2 separate regions of the Homo sapiens genome follow, and region 1 is linked to region 2. Evidence: chromatin loops called from intact Hi-C (ENCODE). Cell type or tissue: MCF 10A. All regions are shown on one strand.

Region 1 (5,000 bases), 640 kb after region 2:
CACAATATCTTGGAGTTGGAAGGGCCCTTATGAGTACTATATGAGTGACCTTTCTGGCTTCTGGGTTATTGTGAGAAGTGTGACTTTTTGTTGTTAAATTTGTTTTTATTGTAGATTCACGGGGTACATGTGCAGGTTTGTTTCAGGGTATATTGCATGATGCTGAGGTTTGGGCTTCTATTGATCCTGCCATCTAGGTAGTAAACATTGTACCCAATAGGAAGTTTTTCAGCTCTTGCCCCTCTCTCTCTTTTCCTCCTTTTGGAGTACCTAGTGTCTATTGTTCCCAACTTTTTGTTCCTGTGAACCCAGTATTTAGCTCCCTACGCAAGATTTAGCTCCCAACGCAAGATTTAGCTCCCACTTATAAGTGAGAACATGCAATACTTGGTTTTCTGTTTTTGCATAAATTCGTTTAGGATAATGGCCCCCAGCAGCATCCAGCAGCTCCAGTTGCTGCAAAGGACATGTTTTTTGTTTTTTTTTTTTTTATGGCTGTGGAAAAGTGTGAAATTTTTAGGCAGAATATTTGCCTTTCTACTCACTAGCTGGTTGAGCTTGGGCAAGACATAGAAATAACATATTAAACATTTAACTCCATGCCAGCTACAGTGCAAAATGTATTTATTACCTCAGTCTTCACGGAAGTTTTAAGAGGTATGTAGTATTTGTCCTCATTTTACAGAGGGGACAGCTGAAGTTTAGAGAAGTTGCATAACTTACCCATGGGCACAGCAAATACATGAGAGAGCCAGGATTAAAATCTAGTTTAGTATGATTTCAAAATCTATTATTTTAGGGAATATTAATTAGTGCAGCTATGATGGAAAACAGTATGGAAATTTCTCAAAAAATTAAAAATAGAACTACCATATAATCCAGAAATCCCATTTCTGGGTATATTCAAAGGAAATAAAACTAGTATGTCAGAGATACCTATACTCCCATGTTCATTGCATCATTATTCACAAAAGCCAAGATACGGAATTGACCTAAGGGTCCATCAACGGATGAATGGATAAAGCAAATATTATACATATGTACAGTGGAATACTATTCTGCCTTAAAAAGGAAGGAAACTGATAGTGAGTGGGAAATAAAACTTGGAGTCTGTTCTGATAGCAGTACCTTATATAACTATCTCTAAAGGAAAACTATACCAAGCTATTAGTCTAGTATTTACTTCCTATGAACAAAATTTTGTGTGTTCATTTTGTTTCAGGTTGAAGATGAAATCCACTGAGGAGGGAAGTCCAGCACCCTGTGTGCCAGTCCAGAACTGGCCCATCTGTAGACCCCCTGAAAATCATATGGGCTTGGATTTGGATATTCTCAACAGAAAGGGTTAAAGGCTGATGGTACCTAAAGCCTGGTACTTGAATTTTGATCAAGATAAGCTGCCTTAAGTTCTCTTCATTACACGTATGTGTGTCTTTCCTATCTAAAAAGCCTAGCTTAGAGATTCGAGTTACCATTGTATCCTATAATGCTAGGTGGCACTGAGTAAATTGGAATAGAGTCAAAAGGAATGGTGATGAAATCTTAACACGAGTATCTGCTGATTTAGTATCAATTTGTAGTTTGTATTAGGCCTTCATGAAGCATCTGTTCACACATATAAAATGTACCTTTTGGCTATGAACACTAGTACTTTGAAGTGATTACTGCCCACAGTCAACAAAATGCTGGGATCATTGATTGTTTATGGAGCATTTGCACAATACTTAGTAAATACGAAATGTCCTTTGTATGGTGGAATGACACTTGTTGAAGCATGCATGACTAGAATCCTGCAGGGAAGCATCACACATTGGGAAAGGTATCACATATTTAACATCAGGATTTATGTGCCAGGCTTTGTGCTATGTGTCAAAACAAAAAGACCAGGCCTCTTGCAATCTGGGTTTTGTTTGTGAGTTGAGATTAATAGAGAAGTTGTTCCTTTCAACCTATAATTATTATCCTGTAAGAATACTTAGATCAAGTAGTTTTTTTTTTAATTTCCTTTTTAAAAAAATTTATTTTAGGTTTGGAGAGATCAAGGAGTTTTAAGGTAGACATTGTTAAAACTGGAGAAACCTTTCACACCATGTCTTGCTTCTTGTCTACATTCTCTTAGTTAACCTTGCATCCTGCTGATCTGAAAACATTTTACATAGTTAAAGCTAAGTATAGGGCAAGGAAGGAGTAAAATAACATTTTGATCATATCTGTCTGAGATATTTAAAATGCTTCAGTTTCTTTCCAACCTACTGAGCTAGCATGTCACTGCATTACATTTTAAAGCAAACCTTTAGCTCTGTGTATTTCCTGTAGGAAGTACCATGGTGAATTGAAGAGTATGGAGTTTTGATGGAATTGAATTTAAATCCTAGCTCTTACTAGTTAGGTGACCTTAGGAAATTTATGTAATTTTTCTGAGCCTCAATTTTCCTGTAAATAGGGGGTTGTAAAATTTAAATGATACAAATTCTATACAGCTTGACAGATAGGATTTCTAAAGAATGATAGCCACTGCTTTCTTTTCTGTCAGCTTATTTTAGACCCATTCTTAAAGGCACTGATGTCCAATGGAGCCTTCTGTTATGATGGAAATGCTCTATGTTTGTACTGCCAATTTAGCTATTGAGTAATGAAAATGTGACTAGGGTAATGGGAGAAATTTAATTTTTAACTCTAATTAAGTGGTTACTTATTGGACATGCAACTTTAAGGTCCACTTGTGACCCACTCTTTTTGCTTCATGAAGCCTTCCTTGACCAATCCTACTTCTTTTCTTAACCTTACTTGCTTTCTACTACTTATTTGGTGGTATGTTAATTTCTGTGAGTCTTGTCTTTCTGGCTAGATTGTATCTGAGGTTATGGATTTTTAAATCTCCACACTGCTGCATGAAAAAGAACATAATGATGAAAGTATAACTGCAGTATTTTTAGCTAACAAGTTTTAGATGATCATTACAAGTAAATACAAAAAATTTTCTAGCTAGTAATTAGGTGAAGAGTAGGGAATAGTGTGAAGGTTGCCTGCAAAGATGAACTGCGTATCTAGTATGTATTTGACCTGAAAGTTCAGATGACACGCAAATGCTGGAAGAGGAAATTAAAGCAAGACTCTTTCTTACACTGCCATCTTGTGGCAGACTTGGGTTACAAATGTTACTAATTCAATTTTCCTATATAAAGGGAAGATTTTCTTCAGATTATTTTGACAAAGGATTACGAAGAGTAAAGGTTAAATACAATCCGGCATTGGCTCAAATGAAATTGAAACATGCTTTGAAAAAACTGACTATTTTGGATTATTTTCTCAGTTATCTGAATCTTAAAAGTTCTTGACTCCTTCCTCTTGCATAACTGTTTTCTTACTGTGAGGTTGTTGACCTTTATAGCCTTTCAGAAGTTGGTTAGACTATTGTGCAGTTTTATCCAAGCTTGTAAATTTATACAAAATTAAGCTTGTGTAGGGGTCCTGCTCGGTTTTTTTTTGTTGTTGTTGTTAAATTTTTTTTGTTTTGTTCGAGACGGGGTCTTACTCTGTTGCCTAGGCTGGAGTACAGTGGCACGATCACAGCTCACTGTAACCTTGAACTCCTGATCCTGCCCTATTTGATATTGAGCTTGGGCATTTGGTGACATTCTCCAAATAGATGAGTCAATAATTTATATTAATGAATGGAGAGTTAAATAAAGGATGAACGGTTACTCTAAATTTTCTTGTGACTTGGTATAGAACATGCTGGTGTGAGTTGTCATGTAATCATAACCTTTGTGAATTTATTTATGTTTTTTAAATTTTCCAGAAATGATCCTAGATAATTGATAGATCCTGTGGTTCAACTGGATTTCTAGATAGAAGCTGGATTCATGTGATGCCAGAGGTAAGAGTAAGAGCAAAATCTTCGTTTTTACCTCATTTGGATTTCTAATCACTTAGCAAGACTTGGGACTCGGTGTTATTAGTGGATGGAATTTGGTAATTAAAAAAAATCCCCAGTTCTAACCTTAGGAGAATTTTCCTGTTTAGGGATGAGGAGCCAGTGCTGGTTTGCCCTTCCTCAGTCATTTACAGTTTGCCATGATGAAATGCATGTTAAGTCCGTGTTTCAGCTGATCAGCCTGATTAAACACATGCTCTGAGCAGACTAAAGCTAGGGGCAAACACCTGCAATTGAATTCTGCTTGTTGGAATTCATACTGGGATTTAGTCTGTAATCCCAGGTAATTCTTAAATCTTAATAAATTATGAATTTGAGACTAATGTTTTGTTGTGCTTTGATCTTTTGTGATATCTCTATATCCCCAAAAAATCACTTTTGTGAGTTAGAACTAGGGTCAGGAATCATTAATCTAAAAGTTCAAACACTACAGAAAAAGCACTGGCAACTGGTATAATTCTATAGGCAATTTAGCCTGGCAGTTTTAAACTAATCATTATTTTATCAATCTATACATGTAGATTAAAGGAAACACAGAGTTGGTTAAATCAATTTTGTGAAGACTATACGGTACAACACTATAGAATCACTTAAAAGTTATGATACAGTTTTATGTTTATTGAAATAGAACGGTATTCATGACACATGAAAAACAGATTATATAGAGCAATATGTTTCTGCTTAAATATTTTTATATGCATATGTTTGCTTAAGAAAACTGAAAGGACATATATACTAAAATACTAGGGGGTTATTTTCTCTAGAATTGGGTTCTACAAGTAATCTTTTATTATTATAAACCTATTTTCTAATTTTATTGTATTCATGTATTGTAATATTTTAAAAGTTATTTTAGGTAACTTAGGACAAGCTTATATTCTTTACCCGTGCCTGCATTTTCAGCAGAGAATTAGGTAGAAAGAAGGGTGAAATACAGGAAATACAAACAACTCAAAGTAACATCAGGACTTGAAATAATTTTTTAGCTTTTGTTGTCTTTTGCAGGAGTAAAATTTCAAGAGACTGAAACCAGATCTGAGTTTCGCTGTTCCAGTCTGGACCT
Region 2 (5,000 bases):
CTAGAACAAATAACACAGCTCATATGTGGACCCTCTTTCTAATCATCTCCTGGACAAGATTCTCTTCTTCTAAGGCCCAGCACTTAGAAAACCTTCTCAGGCTGGGCATGTTGGTTCATGCCTATAATCCCAGCACTTTGGGAGGCCGAGGCGGGTGGATCACTTGAGGTCAGCAGTTGGAGATCAGCCTGGCCAACACGGTGAAACCCCGTCTCTACTAAAAGTACAAAAATTAGCCAGGCATGGTGGCACACACCTGTAATCCCAGATACTGGGGAGGCTGAGGCAGGAGAATCACTTGAACCTGAGAGGCAGAGGTTGCAGTGAGCTGAGATTGCGCCATTGCACTCCAACCTGGGCGACAAATCGAGACTCCATCTCGGAAAAAAAAAAATCTTCTCAATGGACTCCTCAGCTCCATCAGTAGGAGTTATGAGGGTTGTGGGGGCACTCCTTGCATTGGAAGTAACACCTCCCACCCCAACAGATTAATATTCCACTCAGCAGTATTAGGCACAGTGGATAATTCCCTCCTTTTTGATGAGGATGACCTGAGAATGGGGCTTCTTGTGACAGGAATAGGGACGAAAAGCGTTGTGAGATCAGTCCTGGTTCCTCAATGCAGGCAGTCATGTCGAGGCTGCGTGATGGTCTCTGGGATGCCCCTGTCTCCTGGCTCTTTCCTTACCATCCAGGCCTTTCATTCTTAGGCTCCTCACACGTTTTTCCTCTTGCCTCTGGTAACTTGATGTTAGAGGTCCCCAGGAGTCAGTCATAGGTCTTCTTCTCTATCTGCACACTATCCCTTGGTGATCTTATCCAGTCTCAAGGTTTTAAATGCTGTTGATTCTCTAACAACTCCCAAATACATACTTCCAGCCCAGCTCTCTTGCTTTGGACTAGTACATCGGACTGTCTATTTGACATCTTCACTTGGAGGTCTAATAGACCCTTCAGACTTAACATGTCCCACATTAGCTGGGTGTGGTGGCACACGCCTGTAACACCAGCTACTTGGGAAGCTGAGGCACAACAATCGCTTGAACCCGGGAGGTGGAGGTTGCAGTGAGCCGAGATTGCACTGCACTCCAGCCTGGGTGACAGAGCCAGACTGTCTCAAAGAGAGAAAAAAAAAAGCTACCCATTGCTTCCCCCATTCTCCTTCCTGCTTTATTTTTTCCATAGAGCTTATCACCTTAACAGTCTGTGTAATTTACATATATGTTTATTGTCTGTGAGTATACATTATGTGTCTAGGTCACTAGAATGTGACCTCCGTGAAAGCAGAGATTTTTTTTGTACGTATGTCCTGCGTTCTCTGATGACTCCCATACCTCTAACCGTACCTGGCACATAGGTACTCAAGAAATGTTTGCTGAATAAGGCTCCTCAAATCAAGAGCCCCAGTAGGCCGTATGAATGCTGCAAAATAATTGTACTACAGGGACCCATTTGTGGGAATACTCACAGCACTAAAACCCCTTAGTTAAGAGGGATCTGAACAGCCTAAGAGGTTTCTGCCTAACTCCCGGCAGCAACTTCGCAAAGCACTATAGCCACCACACACTGTCCCTGAGATGTCAGAGTCACTGACGGATTTGGGCCCCAGGACAGCCTTTACCAGCTGCTGGTGTGGCCGAGTCTCCATCCACGAGTCCTAGACTGATAGGTTCACTAAGGTATGCAGAAAACCCCCACTCCTCATGTGACAAGTTGCTGGTGGCCCAACCCCCTCTTTATCAGTAGGAACTTCAGCGCTTCCTGACGATGCTTCCTTTCCGGAATCCTCACCCCTCTCTACTCAGCCCGCGGCCTCTCTCACTTCTACTCCAATGGCTGAGCGTCCTTGGCGGCAGAGCGGCACCAGCGGCCCTCGGCGATCCGCGATGACCGCAATGTGTAAGTGCGCCTTCCAGCCAGCAGAGGGCAGGAGCGGCTGCGGTGTCCCAAGCCGGGCTGGTGCGGGCTCCTGCCCGGCCCGTTTCTCTGCTGGTTCCACCTCTCCCCTCAGCTCCCCGCTTCTTCCAGGGCGGGAGTGAGGGAGGGGAGGAGGGCTGGGGGAGTGAGCGCGTGCGGGTGTGCGCGTGTATGGTGGTGCAGGGAAGCCTGTGCTTCGGGAAAGCTTTCCCGGGATGATGCTCTCTGGGCTCATGGGTCCGATTTGCCCACAGCAAATGTCTGTACTATGCAGACATTGAAATAGAATGAGGTCCACTCTCTTCCGATGGCGGGTCACAGGGTCCTGGGAAGGGGATCTGAAGCCCCTCCACCGAGCCACCTCGCTTCCTTTATGGAGATAATCCCCAGACTTGCCCTCACTGCTCTGGAAAGAGCTGCCTGGAGGTGGGGCAACTCCTCCCGCGCGGCCCCTTAAGTGCTGAGGCTGATTCCAGCCGCCGCCACAGTGGCCGGCAGGGGACGCTGCGCCGCCGAGACCCAGCGGGCCGAGAGGCACCAAAGCCGTGTCTCCTGGTTCTTAGCTGAGACGGACTTGAACTTCCAAAAGCCTCCTTAACCACCGAGGAAGCAGGAGAATGAAGAGGCTTCAAATAATGAGCGCCTGCTGTATGCCACGAGCTTTCCATTGCGGAGGTGGCTGGATGTGCAGAAGGAGGGCAGGGCGAGGAAGGAGAGACGGCTGCCCCACTCTCGGCCTGTCTGCCGCGGGCTGCAGGCTTGGGGTTTGGAGGTCAAGTCTATGCTGCATCGCTAGAGTAGTTTACAGTTGTGAAATTCAACTGTAAATTGAAATTCACAGCTTCGTTCTTAAACTTTCTATTACCAGGGACCATTCCTCAGTAGGCTCAGAAAGGGCTACAATGAGGTAGGCTGTTTGATTTTTCTTTTACATATACAGATACGTTGTAAATGCAAATGGCAGAGGTAAATTCAAATATTAGGAGGGCAAATGTAGCGAAAAGGATGAAGACATCCTACTTTTCTTTTCCAGATGCAACAATTTGCAGTTTGTTTATATCTTTTTACTGTCTATGCATATCTACATGTTATATTCATAAACTCATTGACATATATATATAGATGAGTGTTTATTTCCTATTCCCCCCCCCCACAAATAGTAACATTCTATACACAACGTTCTACACATTACCTCTTTTCCACTAACAATGTATTTTAGACATATTTCACGCTAGTAGCAAGAGTATACCTCATTCTATTTTGATGTCTGCATACTACAGGCATACCTCAGAGATGTTGTGGGTTTGGTACTAGACCACTGCAATTTTTATTTTTATTTATTTATTTATTTATTTATTTATTTATTTTGAGACGGAGTCTCGCTCTGTCGCCCAGGCTGGAGTGCAGTGGCGCGATCTCTGCTCACTGCAAGCTCCGCCTCCCGGGTTCGTGCCATTCTCCTGCCTCAGCCTCCTGAGTAGCTGAGATTACAGGCGCCGGCCACCACGCCCAGCTAATTTTTTGTATTTTTAGTAGAGACGGGGTTTCACCGTGTTAGCCAGGATGGGCTCGATCTCCTGACCTCGTGATCTGCCCGCCTCGGCCTCCCAAAGTGCTGGGATTACAGGCGTGAGCCACAGCGCCCGGCCACAATTTTTATTTTTTAAAACACACATTTTTTTGTTTCCCAGTGCATGTAACAGTTATATTGAAGGTGGCCATTGAGACCTGAGAGCTCACGGGAAATAGAGTTCGTACATCTGTACGTTTGCATTTCTGTAAACAAAAGTTCCTTGGCACAGTGCTTAGACTGCGGACAGCATTTTGAGAGTGCCAGCCCTAACTCTAACTGTATGATACAAGTCAGTTAGTCAACCTTTATAAGCAGGTAGGGTGCAACGGACTGAGGGTGAAGCTCTGGTCTGGGCCTGGGATGTCAGTGCAGGGATGGAAAGGCATATCCAGGGAGGTGACTGGAGGCGTTAGTTTGTCAGACAGAGACTAGCCTTATGATGCCAGCTTCCTGGAAAAACAACAGAGGAACTCAGACATGATTCACAAGCCTGGGGCCATGACCATCTGGAAAGGCCAAGCAGAGACTGGTGAGGCCCAGCGAAGGTAGGTTTGATGGCTGTGGATGCAGCCACAGGGGAGTCCCTTAATCCCTCTTACAGGTCACTGAGGAGAACTGCAGTAAGGCATTTCAAGTAGTCACTTACTGAAGACTGCTCTGAGTAGGTCACCCTGCCATTAGCATGGACATGGAAGGTGGGGTGGGTCAGATATATACATAAATATATATATATCCTTAATATTCTGTCCCTCTAGAGAACCCTGTCTAATACACCTTGGATTTCTGGTTTCTAGAACTGTGAAAAAATAAGTTTCTCTTGTATAAGCCACCTAGTCTGTGGTATTTCATTCTAGCAGCCCCAGGAAGGAAATAGAATGGGTAATCTGTAGAGGTCTCCACAAGAAAGGGCAGGGCAGAAGAGGGGGATTAGAGAGAAGGAAGGTACTGGAGATGGGTGCTTCAGAGGGAGGGAGGAATTGTCAAGTGAGTTGATCTGATGAGTCTGTAGAAGAGTGAGGAGAGATGGAGACAAAAACAGTTCATGTGAAGTATGGAGGGCCGGGGTAATGGAAAAGGAGGACCAGCGTCTCAGGGGAAGGGAGACATACATGCTCTACTCTCCTCCTTTTCATTCCCTCCTCTGGGAGGAAAATATGACTCCAGTGTGGACGCTCTTTCTTCTCACCTCCTGGAGGAGACTGTCTTCTCTAGGTCAAGAACTTGGAAAAGTCTCCTCAATCCACTGCCCAGACTCCTGTCCTCCAACAGTTTGGGTCATGGGGATCCCTGACATTTGGAATGAGACCATTCCCCACAGCCCCAGCCTCTGTCTGGGTCAATTTTCCATTCTTACTTTACTGATCTATCAGAAGCATTTAACATAGTATCACTGCCTCCACCTGGGATGATCTGGGAATGAGCTTCCTGTGATAGAAACAGGGATGAAAAGCATCAAGTTCAGTCGTGGTGCCCTTAAGGCAGATAGTCAGGCTGCCTCTCAGTGTGTAGG

What was found. A loop is a pair of places that touch in the nucleus more often than their neighbours do. Peaks named below come from ENCODE experiments on the same cell type or tissue, not always from the same donor. Only the 100,000 strongest peaks of a DNase experiment are listed, where the experiment ranks them.
Region 1: a loop joins it to region 2, with 8 times the contacts of the local background. A loop is called at or near these places in 6 of 110 quality-filtered maps.

The regions. Positions count from the first base shown.
Region 1 is chr14:20,325,596-20,330,595 of GRCh38, reverse strand. It overlaps CCNB1IP1 (cyclin B1 interacting protein 1), which reads left to right. Exons shown (of 7, transcript NM_021178.5): 2 at 1,223-1,422; 3 at 3,803-3,880; 4 at 4,943-5,000. It overlaps SNORD126 (small nucleolar RNA, C/D box 126), which reads left to right and starts at 4,057; the gene lies at 4,057-4,155. In MCF 10A, a CTCF peak has its summit at 3,120 (motif pointing left); a DNase peak (open chromatin) is centred at 3,115.
Region 2 is chr14:20,968,505-20,973,504 of GRCh38, reverse strand. No RefSeq gene overlaps it. Among named protein-coding and RNA genes, the nearest start is that of RNASE2, 16 kb to the right of the region's middle. RefSeq lists an enhancer at 1,704-2,393. In MCF 10A, CTCF peaks have their summits at 1,893 (motif pointing right) and 2,424 (motif pointing right); DNase peaks (open chromatin) are centred at 1,944 and 2,404.